2 separate regions of the Mus musculus genome follow, and region 2 is linked to region 1. A link is a loop called in an ENCODE intact Hi-C map of the cell type or tissue named here. Cell type or tissue: heart. All regions are shown on one strand. Each heading gives the region's core, and the rest is flanking DNA. Links, peaks and the distances in the headings are about the cores only. Region 1 holds the start of Fam3a (family with sequence similarity 3, member A). Region 2 holds the start of Fam50a (family with sequence similarity 50, member A).

Evidence for each region. Peaks named below come from ENCODE experiments on the same cell type or tissue, not always from the same donor. Only the 100,000 strongest peaks of a DNase experiment are listed, where the experiment ranks them.
Region 2: a loop joins it to region 1, with 2.1 times the contacts of the local background. A loop is called at or near these places in 2 of 42 quality-filtered maps.

What each region holds. Positions count from the first base shown.
Region 1 is chrX:74,389,434-74,397,764 of GRCm38, forward strand. Fam3a (family with sequence similarity 3, member A) reads right to left here and starts at 3,841. Exons shown (of 9, transcript NM_025473.4): 1 at 3,242-3,841; 2 at 1,558-1,671; 3 at 1,041-1,064. The coding sequence starts at 3,254. It also overlaps a transcript of Ikbkg not described here. In heart, for the core only: a CTCF peak has its summit at 3,898; a DNase peak (open chromatin) is centred at 3,808; H3K4me3 peaks cover 1,488 bases; H3K27ac peaks cover 1,331 bases.
Region 2 is chrX:74,308,175-74,316,505 of GRCm38, forward strand. Gdi1 (guanosine diphosphate (GDP) dissociation inhibitor 1) reads left to right here. Exons shown (of 11, transcript NM_010273.4): 6 at 1-87; 7 at 902-1,001; 8 at 1,789-1,960; 9 at 2,216-2,360; 10 at 2,464-2,518; 11 at 2,613-3,693. The coding sequence ends at 2,765. Fam50a (family with sequence similarity 50, member A) reads left to right here and starts at 4,859. Exons shown (of 13, transcript NM_138607.3): 1 at 4,859-5,151; 2 at 6,503-6,587; 3 at 6,690-6,789; 4 at 7,253-7,398. The coding sequence starts at 5,041. In heart, for the core only: no CTCF peak of the experiment used is centred there; a DNase peak (open chromatin) is centred at 4,797; H3K4me3 peaks cover 1,435 bases; H3K27ac peaks cover 1,522 bases; H3K27me3 peaks cover 420 bases.

The DNA of each region.
Region 1 (8,331 bases), core at 260-8,259:
AAGGGAAAGAAAGAAAATGTTAGTCTAATTATATTGAAAAATTGAGAATGCATGTCAAACCCGTAATTCCAGAATTTGATAGGGTAACACAGGAGGAATATAGAGCTTGAGAGCTACATAGTAAGTTCAAGGTCAGTTTGTATTATAGAGTAAAACTCTGTCAAAAAACCGGAAACATTTTATGGGCTAGAAAAATAGCTCTGTATAGAGTATTTGCTCGGTATGTGTAAGGTCCTGGGTTTAATTCCCAGCACTATAAAACGTTTAAAAAAGCATCCTTTAGAGAGAACACAGAGATGATGGCTCGCTAAGAACTTGCTAAGGAAATGAAGCACATGATTGTGTGTGTGCTCCTACCTCTCAGAAGCCTGGACTTGAGATAGGATTATACAGAATGGATCTGTGGAGGATTGTCTTGTCTTATAACCTAGGCCTTCAGGAACTGCATGAGAGGCCAGCAAAATTTGCTAGAGATTTATACCAACAGAAATATTGTCAGCCTATGAGAAGAACTGAGATGAGAATACAAGGATGGAAGAAACAAAGGAATGAAAGACAAAAGGAAGGAAAGAAAGAAGGAAGTGAGGGAAGAGAGAAAGGAGGGAGAAAGGAAGGAAGGGTGGGAGGTAGGTAGGTTGATTTTGAATACAGAGCTAGGAATGAAGAGGCCAAAGAGGGAACAGAGGATGCAGTCACTTCAGTGGGCCTAGAGAATGATATAGAGATTTCTTCTTAGGCCTTGACATCTAGAACTTGCCCTGCTATGATTGGGACTTGCTTAGGACCATGAGCCCCTGCTTCATCCCAATGTCTCTTGTTTGGAATGGGAATGTTTTTTTCCTATGCCTGCCCCTTTCATCTTCTGATGGTGGCTAACTCATTTATTAGGTTTACAGCCCAGAAGCCTATGATAGTTAGTTGGGAGAGGCCAGACAGAGAATGGAGATCCTAGTGGGGCTGGCTGACAGCATGCAGGGGTGTCACAAAAGGCAGTCTGAAGTACAGGTACGGGGGGAATAGGGAAGGGACAGGAGGCTTACCTGCAGTCACTGAGTTCTCTGGGCCTGTAAGTAGAGAGTTTTTTCTGTTAGCAGGGAGGCCTCCAGGAGCCTCCAGCAGAACAACCAGGCTCAGGGACTCAGGGCCAAGTCAGGCTATACTTGGCATGTTCCCCGCTCAAGTTTCAATGATGCCCTGATATAAAACTGCCTGCTTCAGGAAAAGGATGAATTGGAATTGTAAATAGTGCTTAGGTGACTTGGCACCAGTGACAAAGTGCAAGATCCCTTGTGTGTCTCAGAGCTCAACGGAAAGTCGAAGATGATTAATAATCAATGGAGGCCTTTCCACTCCTTACTCTTACTCTATCAACTTCCACTCTATTGGTTACAATTAGGAGTGTTGTTCTCTAGGATGGTTCGTGGAAACAAGGATGCATTTGTGTTAGAAGATAGACCTAGGGCAAAAGGAAGCCTGCCATGAAGGTAATGGGAAACCCAACCACCATAACCCATATTGGGCGCCTCTATAGTGAATCAAGAGGATTCCCACACTCACTGGTGAAGAACTGCTGAATTCGAGGAAGGCCAACACCAGGACCACCTAGGAGGATGGTGACTAGGATCCAGGTGAGACCCATAATGATGATTAGGGCCACGATGCGCAGGGGGCCTGCAGGCAGGATAGACACAGAGCAGGACTATCTTAGACATCAGTGAACAAAATCTGCAATAACCCACTACCTCACATGACCAGATCTCCCCTTCTACTTGGGAACAAGTGATGGTACGATTGGGAGGTGGGGGACCAATCGATATCTACCAGACCCAAAAGAGAGGCTTGAACTTCCTCCTAGTAGACGGAAGAACGTGAGTTCAAACCTTGAGGCTGCTCTGTTTGGGTCTCCCCAGCAGGTTTGGAGGTGCCTTTTAGAACTCATGCTCTGGGAAGGTTTCATAGCACCAACCTCAGCATCTTGCCTCTGAAATTATCAGAATATTTACAGTTCACCCATCTGCTTTGCCTTTCCTCTTGTTCTGTTGGAAGCTCTATACTCCTTGTAAAGACCAGTCCTTCTACCTGCTTCAGGATCCATCAAGATATCTCCTGTCTCAGATACATTGTGCTAAGACTTCTTTCTATCTCACTTTCTCTCATATTATCAACAGGTCCTAACTTAGTAAGATAAAGATGAAACAGAGCTCCTGAAAGAAAAATCTCATTCTTTGATTCTTCATCTTCCTCTTCTCCACCAAACTCTTTAAAAATTTATATTCTGGCTTGGGATATAGCTCTGTGGTAGAGCATTTGCTCAGCATGCATAAGACCCTGGTTTCCATCCCCCAGCATACACATAAAAGTCATCTACATTGTGATTTCTATTACCTCACTCCCCAACTCTCTCCCAAAATTCTTCCAATCTAGTCGTGCTCCCATAACACCAACTAAATAACCTTCCAAACAAGACCACCTATGACTTTTATGATGTCACATTTCTGATTGTCTGACTGCTCTTTCTTGACACTTCACTACTAGATTCCAGGACAGTACTGTCTCCTGACCCCATTCTCTGGGACTCCCTTTGTTGGTTAGATTGTGTTCCATTACTCTCTCCTCAAAAGGTGTTCTTTTCCAGGCTGCCTTCTCCCATCTTCATACTGTATGGGAGATTTCACCATGCAGCAATGACACCTTACACCTCCAGCCCAGATCTGTCTTGAACTCATATCCTCCCAGCCAGTTCCTTAATGTCCAATTTGGACTTATCCACAAAGCTGCTACTTTACCAGTTTTCAAATTCTACTCTCACCCCAAACAGTCCCTCCAAGGCACATTCATGTTTGTAGTCCAGCTGACAGCAGAGCTACCACTTAGATCATACCCAACCTCAAAGGCACCTAAGTCAGTTCTCTTCTGGCTACATCTCTCTATCTCTACTATCCACTCCTCTCCATCCATTCAATCTCTGGAGATTTTATATATATATATATATATATATATCCTTAACTTATATATATTGATTATATATATTATCAACATCTATCTATATCTATCTCTCTATATAAAATCAATCCTTATAGTTTGGGAAGCTGAAGTCCTCAGAGGTGAATTTGCTCATAAAATGAGTGCTTGTGCACAGTCATCCATTAATAAATAAACAAACCAGTGACCACCCAGGCCTCTCCTAACACAGGCACTAGGACACCTGGCCTCTCTTCAGTTCGCTGTGGAAGCCACCCACCTGCCAACCTCATGTCCACTTCTCCAGCTGGGTTGAGATCTCCCGCAGGTGCACTGTTTGGGAACTGTGGGTTCTGGGGGGAATGAAACAGGAGAGAGTAGGTTTGGGGGTGGGGGCAGTGGCAAGTCTGTGCTGGGAGCGATCGGTGTTATGACTTGTTCCTCCAAACACCAGTCCAGGCTCAGTTCCTCGTGAGTGCTGGGAGAAGTCCTGCCTGGCCAGGAGAGCCTTAGGAATCCGTTGCGCCTCACAGTCTGGCTAACAGACTCCAGGACTGGAGCGTAGCAATGATTCTTCTCCACCCGGATCCCTCCGGTGCTAGGCCCGGGGCTCAGGTCGATCCGCTCGAGGCTGGTGGCAGAGATTGGGCGGGCCAAGGATGTTGTCTGGGTGTAGGGAGAAGCAGACCGGATCAGGGAGTTACCCAGTTGTCTCGCTCTGCCGGCTAGGTGAAGCAAGTGAGTCACGTAGAAAAGCTTATCAGGCACGACAATGGCCGCCCGCAGAAGGCCACAGCCCACAGGCGTCGCTCCGCCATAGGCCCATAGGCTGTGCTGTAGGTCCGCAGGTCCTCACGGAGGCTCCACCTCCAGACCGGCCTCCTCCCTCTCCTCCAGAGGCTGGGTGGGAGGTGCCGAGTGTGGCTGTGCACTCCTCTTGTGCTAAAGCTGAGCCGCCTAGCTTCCTACAGTGTCACTGCTTCAAGATGAAATCTCCTTCTAGACTTTGAGGTACTATACACTTTACAGTTCATGTTTGCTTAACTCTATGTAACCCAGGCTGTTCTCAAACTTGGAGCGATTCACCTGCTTCAGGCTCTCAAATGTTGGAATTACGGGCATAAAACACCAGAGCCCCCATTCCCACTTCCTCCACACGTCCTCTTAGGTGAGCGATCTATTTCTATATTTGATGAGCTGAAGCTCCGATTGTGACTTGATATCAGAGCTTTCATGGCTCATAAGAGGATGGATGCGGGGACACAGATAATGACTTAAGGTTGATATGTGTTCTTTAAGAGCATGGACGGTTCAGAAGCACATGCGGAGGTAAACCTGAGCCTTTGGTTGCTTTCTTTCTGCTTAGTGTTCTTTCGTGAGAGCGTTCTGTTTTATGTATCAATCAGTGAAGGGATGTTTGGAACATTGCTCCTGACCCTCATGTTTGAGCCTTTTCCCCTGACCGCCTACAGTGCCAGGGCAGCTGGGCCAGTCCTTTTAAGCTGGATCTATCTGTGTCTCAGGCAGCTGCATTCCTGTCCTTTGACCCAATGGTCTTACTTACAGGAACTCCACCCCACTTCCATAATGCTCCAAAATACAGAAAAGTTTACAGAAGCACTGTTTTGGTTAGATGATAGCGTTTTCAATTTGGTTACACTTGTAATCTCAGCACTTGGAAAGTGGAGACGGGAGAGGAGGATAAAGGGTTTAAAGCATCCTCGGCCACTTAGCAACTTTGAGGTCAGCCTTAGCTGCATGAAACCTGTCTCAGGGAATCTGATGTCTTATTCTGACCATCTCAGGCGCCAGGCATGCATGTGGTACACGTACCACATGTGGTACATGTAGGGAAACCACTTATATAAAAAAAATAAAATTTCAAAAATTGTAGGAAGCTGGAGAGATGACTCAGTGGTTAAGGGCACATACTGTTCTTGCAGGATACCCGGGCTGGATTCCTTACACTCACATAAGGCAGCTCACAACCGCTTCAGGGGATCTGGCACCTCTCTGATCTCTTCCTCCTCTTCCTCCTCCTCCTCCTCCACACACACACACAAATAATAATTAATTTTTAAAATAAAACATTAAGTAAAGATAAAATAGTAACAGCAACAACAACAAAATGAATATTAAAAAAAAAAGAATACAGTAGTTTCCATATTGACTGAGTACTTCCTCATAGGCACTCTCCAATGCTTGTGGTCAAGGGCATCTGTAGACCAGGCTGGCCTCAAATGTACAGAATGATGGAATTAAATGCCTTCTGAATGATGGAATTAAAGGCGTATGCTAACACACCCAGTCCTGCTACATATTTTTTGAGATGGGAATTTCGTATATTCTTTAACTCACTATGTTTCCAAGGATGTCCTTGGACCTCTTGCTTATACCTACTTAGTTCTGGGATTATAGGTGGAGATCCAGGTCTTTTATGACTCATGGGACAAACTTTCAGTCTATTTTCTCCAGGACTTTGTGTGTGTGTGTTCTGAAAATTAAATTTATGGCTTTTGACATACATATGCCTTATGGCTGACACAAAACCTCAGCCCTTTATCATTTAAAATGGACAATTAAAGCTAGGGATGGTGGCACATGCCTTTAATCCCAGTATTCTGGAGACAGGGGCAGGTGAATCTCTGTGAGTTTGAGGCTAGCCTGGTCTACAGAGTGAGTTCTAGGACAACCAGGGCTACATAGAAAAACCCTGTCTTGGAAAAAATACAATTAAATGGTTAAATTATATTCACATATATATATATGAATGAGATGCATAAGCTGGGGCATTCAAGTCTTGGCATTACATGATAGGCAGTAAAGGAATGCTATCCTTCAAAACTGATGTTTGTTTGATACATCTGGAAAAGGATCTTTTTGACCTGGGGAGAAATAACTCATTCTGTAATCAGAGGCTAGTGTATTTTTACAAGCTGGCCATAGCTGTCTGGGAACACTCGGTTGCCTCTTTCTGATAGCTCAAGAATGGGAGCCTTATCACTTCAAGGGCATTAATTTTCTGCCTCCTTCAAAGGTAGGGGACATCTGCACCAAGGTGGGAGTGCTGGCTGTTTAACTTGGCATGGGGACTAGGGAGTGAGAGACTCAGCGCACAGAGACAAGGGTGGGTTACCTTGTGTCTCTTCACTATGACACCTGTATCTGCACACATGCACACTAACTTTAAATACATGTAATGAAATCAGAGTGAAGTGAACACAAAAAGGCTCACACTTACTGTGCATGCAAAGATAACCTTGAACTCCATGTTCTCCTGTCTCTGTTTCTTTTTATTTATTTATTTATTTATTTATTTATTTATTGTATACACTGTAGCTGTCTTCAGACACTCCAGAACAGGGCACCAGATCTCATTACGGATGGTTGTGAGCCACCATGTGGTTGCTGGGATTTGAACTCAGAACCTTTGGAAGAGCAGTCGGCGCTCTTAACCGCTGAGCCATCTCTCCAGCCCCCCTGTCTCTGTTTCTTAAATGCTGGGATTATAGGATATGACAGCATATCTGGCTCTAGTCCACATTTTCAACATTTGACAGATAAATTTTATTAATTTTTAAATTTTAAATTTATTTTATTTGTTTTATTTTATGTGCATGGCTGTTTTGCCTGCGTGTATGTCTGTGCACCACGTCTATACTTGGTGCTTTTGGAGGCCAGAAGAAGGTGTTGCATTCCCTCGAGCTGGAGTTACAGATGTTTCTGAGCTGTTATGTGGGTGCTGGGAACTGAGCCTGGGTCCTCTGAAAAGGCAATACATACTCTTATCAATGAGAAATCTCTTCAGACCAAACCTCTAAATATTTCACTTTTGTTGATATTTTGGTTGGGCAAACAAAAATATATGTGAGATTCTACATGTAGCTTTAGAAAGCCACTGTGCTCTGTCCAGATTGAACAGGGCAGGGAAGTTAGCTAAATGCTGTCGTATTAAGTATTGGTGTTTTTAAAACCCCATCTTTGTTTTTAAAGATTTCATGTTTGTATCATTAAAAGACAACTTGAATAACATTGTGTGTGTGCGCGCACGTGCATTCTTCAAGGAATATTGAAAACCTGTAGCTAACTTTCTTTCTTCTTCATTCCTACCTCTCTCCCTCCCCTCCCCTTTGAACTTCTGATTCTCCTGCCTCCACCTCATACATGTTGAGATCGCAGTAGTGTGCCACTACATTTAGTTTTATGTATCGCTAGAAATGGGACCTATAGGGCTTCATGAACTACACTCTATCAACTGAACTACATCCCTACCCCTAAAAGTATTGTATTTGGAACCTAGTCAATATGTTCTATGTAGTGTCCTAAAAGACTGTAATGCATCCTAGTTTGGGAGGTTTTTAAGCTGATAGAAAAAACTAGGTGTTGTTTATATGCCTGTAATCCCAGTACTTGGGAGGCTAAGGCAGGAGGATGACTACAAATTTGAGGCCCTCCTTGGGTATACAATAACATAAGTCCAATGCCAGCATTCTGAGATCCATAGTAAAGTCCTGTCTCAAACCAAACCAAACCAAACCAAACCAAACCAAACCAAACCAAACCAGAGGGCTGGAGAGATGGCCCAGAGGATAAAATCACTTACTGCTCTTTCAGAGGACTGGTGAAGTGAAAACTTAAGGTTGGATGGTGTTTTTCTGGGGCAAATATGTGAAGGAACATTTAGCTGAAGTGGACATACGTGAAAGGCTAAGGGAGACTCGTGAAGGAATGTTTAGCTGAAGCAGACACAGGAGAGAGGATGTTCACTAAAGCAGGCACATGAAAGGACACATGATGAGGGATTCTTTGCAAATGATACATGTATTGGTCTGCCTTATGTTGTGTAGTTGAGCTGTATTTGTCAGGACTCCATAGAGAGAAATTTCTGGTGGTGTGCTACAGTTTCTTGCCGCTTCTTCAGATTCAGGCTGATTGGCAGAGTGATGTCAGCTGAGACAGATGCATGTGCTGAGGCAAGCCCTGGAGGACACATGATGTTTGGAGGGTATAAATAGGACCCAATAGACAGTGACAGAGGCTGAGCTAGGTGTGCTTATAGAGCTGGCTATGTAATGCTTGTTGGTCTCACTGATCTTTGCTTTGCTGAGAGAGGCACATCCGAGAACTTCTTTTGGTGTTCTTCTGGGGTCCGTCCCTCTTGCTGACTTGTGCAGAGGCTGAGGCCTGGCTGTCTCTGCTAGGTTGTGTCACCGCTGCTGATTCATGTTTGCTATCCCTACTCTGGACTGTTGGTGTATCCATGAAGTGTTTGCGAGTGGATTGAGCTGTCTGCTAACACGTGAACTGAACTGCTGATTTCTAGACAACACAGACGGGAGTTGCTCCAAAGAATCTTTCTAAACAGGTCTA
Region 2 (8,331 bases), core at 12-8,011, 82 kb before region 1:
GTACAGCGAGTCCCTGGCCCGGTATGGCAAGAGCCCCTATTTATACCCACTGTATGGCCTGGGTGAGCTGCCCCAGGGCTTTGCCAGGTGAGGATCTGTCTTTTTCGGATAGTATTACTAGTAAGACTAAGGCCAAGAATGAAAATTACCTTGAATATTTTTGAGGCATCTCCTACTTTCCCATCTAATTTTCATGTATATTATTCCATCCCTGGGTAATGGGGGCACTGCGCTAGTGCATTAAAAAGCAGAGTAGAGGCTGGAGAAATGGCTCAGCAGATAAGAGCACTTGTTTATACCGAGGATCCAGGTTCAGTTCCAATGTGAACATACATGGTAGTTCACAACCACCCATAACTCCAGTTTTAGGGAATCCAAAACCTTCATCTGGCCTCCACAAGCATCAGGCATACATGTGGTGTACAGACATACATGTAAATAAAACACACATATGAATAAATAAATATAAAAATTTATTTAAAAAATAGATGAAATACAAAGTAAAGGACTAGGTCACCATGAACATAGCTTCCCTTAGCTCTTGGTAGTACCAGGTCTAAGTCTAGGACCCCAGAACCTTGAGTCTGGGCTTCCCTGGGAGCTGGCTCTTTTACTGACAGTTCTTTATTCTTGACTCCTGGGCCATTTCTGTGTGGAGCTACTCCTTCATGCTGCCTTCCATTGACCCATTTGCAGAACAGAGTATTATGGATGGAAACAGCAGAGAAGAAGGAATATGCCAAAAATGGGCCCAAATTTATGGGGGAGACACCTGAAACAGTTGGAATTGAACTCTGTCTACCTGTGTAGTTTCTTTACCCCACTGGTGGGGTGGGGAGAGTAGAGTAGGATCGGTCACCATTCTCCTGAGAAGACTCCCTTGTCATTTTCCTTACTATAGATTGAGTGCCATCTATGGGGGAACATACATGCTGAACAAACCAGTGGATGACATCATCATGGAAAATGGCAAGGTGGTGGGTGTCAAATCTGAGGGAGAGGTAAGCCTGCCATATACATTTGTATTACCGTGGTTTGGTCTTTTTCAGGGCTATGTTCTTAGGGAGCCTTATTACTGGTGAGTTTGCTGCTGCTTAACCCTGAGAAGCTTACAGCTAGGGACTGGGTGGTCAGGGAAACTCTACATAGTTATTCCTGTTGGCAAGAAATACCCTTCAAAATGCCAGGTGTAATGGCACACAGCTGTTTTCCAGTACTTGGGAGCCAAGGCAGATGAATATAAATCAATCAAGAAGTATCCTTCAGAAGTCACATATTTTGTATTCCTGAAAGTATTCTTTTGGAAAGGGTGCCCTGTACCCCGGGCTGGCGTCAGATGTTGAATGTAGCTGAGGATGAACTTTTAATCCTTGTGCTTCCACCTTCTTGATGCTGGATTACAGGTGTGTGTCAAGAGACCTGCTTTATGCATTGCGGGAATCTAACCTGGGGCTTTATGCATAACAGGCAAGCACTCTACCAACTGAGATAACATGCCTCCCCCCAACCATCCTTCAGCCTGCTGTGGTGGGGCATGAGAATTGAGGCTGCTAGTGAAGAAGATCCTGAGGTTGAGATTAGTTTGGGTCAAACAGTCTCAAATAAAAACTCCAGCAGCAGAAAAAAAAAAGCCCATTTTTGTGATCATTGTGTTTTAGCAGTAGGGTCACCTAGCCCTGTATATGAGGGCTGATCTCTCTGAGCTTCAAAGAAAGGGACAGTGATGACAGCTCAGAGCTGCCTGGCTTGCCTTTCCAACAGGTACAAACCCTTCTGGTACCTTCACAGGTGGCCCGCTGCAAGCAGCTGATCTGTGATCCCAGTTACATCCCAGACCGTGTGCAAAAGGCTGGCCAGGTTATTCGCATCATCTGTATCCTCAGCCACCCCATCAAGAATACCAATGATGCCAATTCCTGCCAAATTATCATCCCTCAGAACCAGGTCAACAGGAAGTCAGGTAGGCCAGGCTGTTATGCATCTCTTCTCACAAGAAATCTTAGGGCTTCTTGTGACATTTTGTTACAGAATCCCTGCGGCTTGGATGGCTTGAGCTCTTACCTTGTTCATGAAAATGACAGTTTGAATGCTGTTTACATGTTGGGTTGGGAGCAGGAGCATGTGGGCCAGATTCCTGTCTAGCCTCTAGGAACTACTTTTTGTGTGTGGCCATTTTCCTCTGGTACATGTTAACCAATTGGCTTCCCATGGTCAGACATCTATGTGTGCATGATCTCCTATGCGCACAACGTGGCCGCACAGGGCAAATACATCGCCATTGCCAGCACCACTGTAGAGACTGCAGAACCAGAAAAGGAAGTTGAGCCTGCATTGGAGCTGTTGGAACCCATTGACCAGAAGTGAGAGGCTGAACCAAACTTTATGGGGAGGTTGGGGATTAGGAATGGGCAAGGCCCATTATGAGACTTTTCTCTTCTTTCTTTTCTTTTATTTGCCCCTTAGGTTTGTGGCTATCAGTGATTTATATGAGCCCATTGATGATGGTTCAGAGAGTCAGGTAAAAATGCTGTCCCAGTCAGCCTTGGTTCTTGCAGTCTATCCAAGATCCTCTGCCTGACTTCCGTGAGCCCTGGGGTTCTGTCTATTTACAGGTGTTCTGTTCCTGCTCCTATGATGCTACCACACACTTTGAGACAACCTGCAATGACATCAAAGATATCTACAAACGCATGGCTGGTTCTGCCTTTGATTTTGAGAACATGAAGCGCAAACAGAATGATGTCTTTGGAGAAGCTGATCAGTGATTGCTGACTCCCCTCCTCCAGCCCCTGTTCCCCTCTCCCCAACTTGTATGTCCTTCTCTAGGGCAGGGGAGATGGTATGGCTAGGCATCCTTGTTTCCAGCATCTTCTGCTTCCCCTACCACATTCCAATCACCCACCTTATTGATTTTATTCACTGACCATATCCTTAACCTTAGGGATGGTTTGGGAGATGGGAGTTGGATAGTATCCTCTTTCTTGGTCTGTCCTTGTTCTAGGGAAAGAGAACTTTGTGTGTGTGTGTGTGTGTGTGTGTGTGTGTGTGCGCGCGCGCGTGCGTGTGTGTACGTGTGTGTACGTACGTGTGTGTGCGTGTGTACATGTGTGTGCATGTGTGTGTGCATCGTGCACCCCCAATTTTGCTGTTTGGGAAGGAGTGGAGGAAAAGCTGACCCCCACCCCCACTGCTCTTAGTCCCAAATGTAGTGGCCTTTGGAGATACCCATCTCCTCCCCCAACTCTTAGGTGTTGGAGAGAAGGGACCCTCCCAGCACAAAATTGCATTCCTCCTCCTCCTCCTCCTCCTTATAATTTATTCTAATTTATTAACTTTGGAGTAATTGTCTGAGCCCTCAGCCTTTCTGTGCAGCCTAGGGCTGTAGAGTGAGCTGCCCTGGCCTCTCCCAGTGCTGGCAAAGCCTGGGATGGGAGAAGATTTAGGTGTGACCCCCTCTGGAGGTTGATCTGTTTTGAATTTCTTTTGTGTTGTGTTCACTGAGAAAAAGTAATGTGAGCAAAGCAGAAGGAGGTAGGAAAGTGGATCCAAACCCCAGTGTACCCTGCCCCATGCCTTTTCCTTTAGTGGTGGGAAACCCTTACCTTGCAAAGTGAATGTGTCCCCTTCCCCAAGCTCTAGTATATTTCACAGAAAACAAAAACCTCCCAATAAAACTATTGAAACTTAAGCCTGGCTCTTTAGGTTCTCTGCTTTAAGGCTGTTTTGCAGGACTGGGGCAATTTAGCTTCTGGACTAGAACTGTATCCGCAAGGATCAAGGCAGGTGAAGTAGGTCATCTGGTGTTGGACGGGTCATCATTTACTAGTGGTTTCCAAATCAGAAGTCAGTGTGGAGGTTTTGGGTTCAAGGCTATACTGACCTCTCCGAAGCAGAATAGCACAGGTGAGATGGTTCAATGCATAAAGATATTTTCTATGTGACCCTGAGTTTGATCTTTGGAGCCCATGTAAAGGTGGAAGGAGAAAACTGATTCCACAATATGACCTCTGCACATGTTCAGTGGCTTGTGCACAACATGTAAACAAACACATTTAAATTTTTATGTGTATGGCTATTTTGCCTAGGTGGGTGTGCACAACTTGCATATCTGCTGCCTGCAGAAGCCAGTATCTCCAGGAATTGGAGTTACAGTCAGTTGTGAGCTATTTGAATGCTGGGGATCGATTCTGGGTACTCACCATTGCCTGAGCCATCTCCTCTGCCTCACACAAATTTTTAAAGGAGAGGTATCAGGAGTCTCAGTCCTGGGGGAGCAAAGGGACCTGGACCTAGCCTTGGATGATAGCTAAAAAAATTCAGCTGGGCAGGGGTGGCACACACCTTTAATGCCAGCACTTGGGAGGCAGAGAACAGGCCAATTTCTGAGTTTGAGGCCAGCCTGGTCTACAGAGTGAGTTCCAGGACAGTCAGCTACACAGAGAAACCCTGTCTCGGAAAAAACAACAACAAAAAAATCCAAGCAACCAAATGTGTCAGTGTGTGACCAAGCAGGAGGAAAAACAGCCTCCGTGGGAAGGGGTACACCTGACTGAGACATGGCTCTCAGTTCCATCATCCAAGTTGGGAGCAGCGCGCTCAGCCTTGGGACTAACAGAAAGAAGTTAGGAGGAATGGAGGGCCAGCTTAAGATAGCATTTAACTTTGAGGGTGTACAGGAAGCTAGAGGACCCAGCTCCATGTCACAAGGAACCAGCAGAAAGAACTGGTGATTTCGCATTGGGTATGGGATGAACTCGTCCGGCCTCCTGTGAGGCGGGGCGAGGTGCGATCACGTGTCAGAGCCGCGGGCGTAGGGCAGGGCCTGCGTCCGCACGTTCCCTGGTGGCTGACGTCACGCATCAGCTGACTAAATTGCCGCCGCCACTGCCGTCGCCGTCGCCTCCACGACTTCTCCAAGCAAAAGTCACTGTTGCCGCTGTCGTCGCTGCCAACGCCGCCGCTGCCGCTGCCGCTGCCGCTGCCGCTGCCGCTGCCTCCGCTGAAACCGCCACTGCCTTCGCTGAAACCGCTGCTGCCACCATGGCCCAGTACAAGGGCGCTGCAAGCGAGGCGGGACGCGCCATGCACCTAATGAAGAAGAGGGAGAAGCAGCGTGAGCAAATGGAGCAGATGAAGCAGAGGATTGCAGAGGTGTGGGCCAGGCCGGGGCACCTCAGAGCTTGCGCTCCGCGCGGACCCCCTGGCGGTCTCCTGCCACTCGTCTCTGGGAGACCTCAACAGTGGGCTATGAGTGCCCGGAGGGCGGGCCCCGCGTTGGTGGCGAGACTTGCTGTGCATCTCTAGTAACAGAAGTCAGCCGAGACAGTCTAATCTATAAAATGGGCTCAGTGTTGGTCCATGTCAGAGATGGGGAGCACACTGATGTTGGGTGAGACTCCTTGGCACTCCTCCTGAGTACAGAGCTCCCAGCCTTCCAATGCTTATTGGGAAGACCCCACTTCCTGTGGAGAGGCACAGGGGTATGCCACTGAGTCTCACTCATTACAGAGTACTAGAGTTTCTCCCAGGGTTTGTTTAGTGAGTGGTCGCTGCATTCAGAAGCGCGATACCAAGCTGACCACAGCTTGATCCTTTGGGCAAGACTCCTGAGAGGAGCAGGGGGCCTTAGCTCTCCAGGTGAGAGCAGGCCCTATCTGGGGAAGTGAGAAGACAAACGCCCAAACCAGTCTTCAGTTGGAAGTTTTTTTGTTTTGTTTTGTTTTTTGTTGTTGTTGTTGTTTTGGTTTTTTGAGACAGGGTTTCTCTGTGTAGCCCTGGCTGTCCTGGAACTCACTCTGTAGACCAGGCTGGCCTCCAACTCAGAAATCCACCTGCCTCTGCCTCCCAAGTGCTGGGATTAAAGGCATGTGCCACCATGCCCGGCCAGATGGAAGTATTGTCCACCCTCAACTATGCTTGTATAGACACCTAGTCCTACAGTTCCGGCCTCATTGCCTCATTGGCAGCTGGAAGTTTGCCTCTACTGGCTACTCATTTGGAGGTCCCTTCAGAGTACCTACAGGGCACTTATTAATATGGGGTCAGGCTGAAGAACAGTGGCCTTCCAGAGAGCTGCTGACAGCATCCTGGGCCAAAAAGGAGAATTCCAGGGTCTGGACATTTTGATCCCTCTTTTTTTTTTCCATTTATCTCTTCCTGAAATCCCGTGGCTTGGGTCTCAGGAGCTTCAGCTTAAAGGCTGAAGGTGAGTGGTGGTGGCTACAGATTACTGAGTGGGTGCTGGGCCCCAGCAGGAGACCTGAAGAGGGGGCCAGAGCAGTTCAGGGATGCCAAGAGAAGGACCTCCTTTGGTTCCTTTAGCCTTCCCAATTTCGTGGACCCTTCCAGACAGAAAAGGAAGGGAGGGTGTCTTTCTTTTCTAAGATCATGTCATAGCATGTTAAGGCACAAATTTCGAACTAGGGTCTAGAACCCACAGCCACTCTGTCACTTCCATAGTGAAGTGGTAGATGGCCTTCACTGATATGTCCCTCCTCTGCAGGAGAACATAATGAAATCTAACATTGACAAGAAATTCTCTGCACACTATGATGCTGTGGAAGCAGAGCTCAAGTCCAGTACTGTGGGTGAGCAGGACACATGTACCACCTTTTTTTTTAGTCCTAGGTGTCACTCTTTTGCTGGCCCTGGCTGACTAGCCTTTCTTCCCATGTCTTCTTGCCTCACAGGTCTTGTGACTCTGAATGACATGAAGGCCAAACAGGAGGCACTGGTGAAGGAGCGAGAGAAACAGCTGGCAAAAAAGGAGCAGTCAAAGGAGCTACAGCTGTGGGTCCCCCATCCTCAGCAGCTCTCCCCTCACAGTGCAGCTTAGCGCTTGGGAACTCCTGGGGGTGGGTCAGGCTGTTCCATTCCCATTCCATAGGGAGAACCCATTTCCTGCTTTGGGAGCAGTTGTGGTATCTATTGAGCTCCACACTGGTTCTCACTTTCCAGGTTTATCTTTCTTTCTGTTCCTCTGTAAAGGTGGTGAGTCCTTTCTGAGCCCTTTCTTTTTCCTGGGTGCCTGAACAGCCTGCATTGTCCCCATTCCTTTCTGCCCCATGCTTGATGTGTCACAGAGTCCTGCCCTTGAGCTTGAAGTGACTAGGGCAAATAGAATCCCTCTGGGGTGCTGGGGAGATCCAGCCTGTGCTGAGTGGACCCCATGCTAGGCACACAGTGGCTCTGGGTCAGGGAAGGGGCCTCAGGGCAGGAACATGGGGCATGATGGCCACCCATGCCTTGGTAGGAAACTAGAGAAGCTTCGAGAGAAGGAGCGCAAGAAGGAGGCCAAGCGGAAGATCTCCAGCCTGTCCTTCACCTTGGAGGAAGAGGAGGAGGGAGTTGAAGAGGAGGAAGAGATGGCTATGTACGAGGAGGAACTGGAGAGGGAAGGTGAGGGTACAGCCCACCAGAGCTCTCTTCTGGCATTTGTGCTGACATTTGGGCCAGCAAAGAAGAAGCACACTCTTTTTTTTTTTTTTTTTTTTTTTTTTAAATTTTAGCCTCAGTCACCATGAGACAGAACTAGGCCAATAGCCCCTTTATAGGAGCCACTAGTGTGAGAAGTTATCAGAGTACTTCTAGTGCCTGGTCTAAAAGGATCCAGAAGCTGTTCTTTGCAGCACATAGGATAAACTAAGAAGGGGAGAATATAATCTGGACTAGCCTTGCCTGCTAAAACTTTCTGAAGTAATGGGAATGTTTGTGAACACACTGTCAAGTATGGTGACTGCTCACCACGAGCAGCCACTGGACAATGATTAATTGTGATTGGTGAATTGGATCTACACTTGCTGAAATCCTGTGCCTCCAAAGTACAACCCTATGTATGCACATCTGTTCTGTGCCTTGCCAGGCCACAGGGTCAGTATGGGCTCAGGACACTCAGAATTGCTGCTTTCCCTAAGCACGGGGGAATTACTATACTGCTCCCTTCCACAGTAATTTTAGCACTACATTTAACCCAACAGTATCTGAAATAATACCATTACTCCTTATTTAGCTAGCTACATATTCAGTAGTACTCAGGGGTATATGTATAAAGTAGTGTTGTGTTTTGTTTTGTTTACTTCATTTATTTTGAGACAGGGTCTTATCCTGCTTCCACCTTAGGAGCTGTTCTATAGTGCACAGACTAGTGGAAAGGTTATCAATCTCACTGTGTATCGCTGGGGTTTTGTTTTGTTTTTTTCAGATAGTCGTTTTGTTTTGGTTGTTTATTTGTTTTTCGAGACAGGGTTTCTCTGTGTAGCCCTGGCTGTCCTGGAACTCACTCTGTAGACTAGGCTGGCCTCGAACTCAGAAATCTGCCTGCCTCTGCCTCCC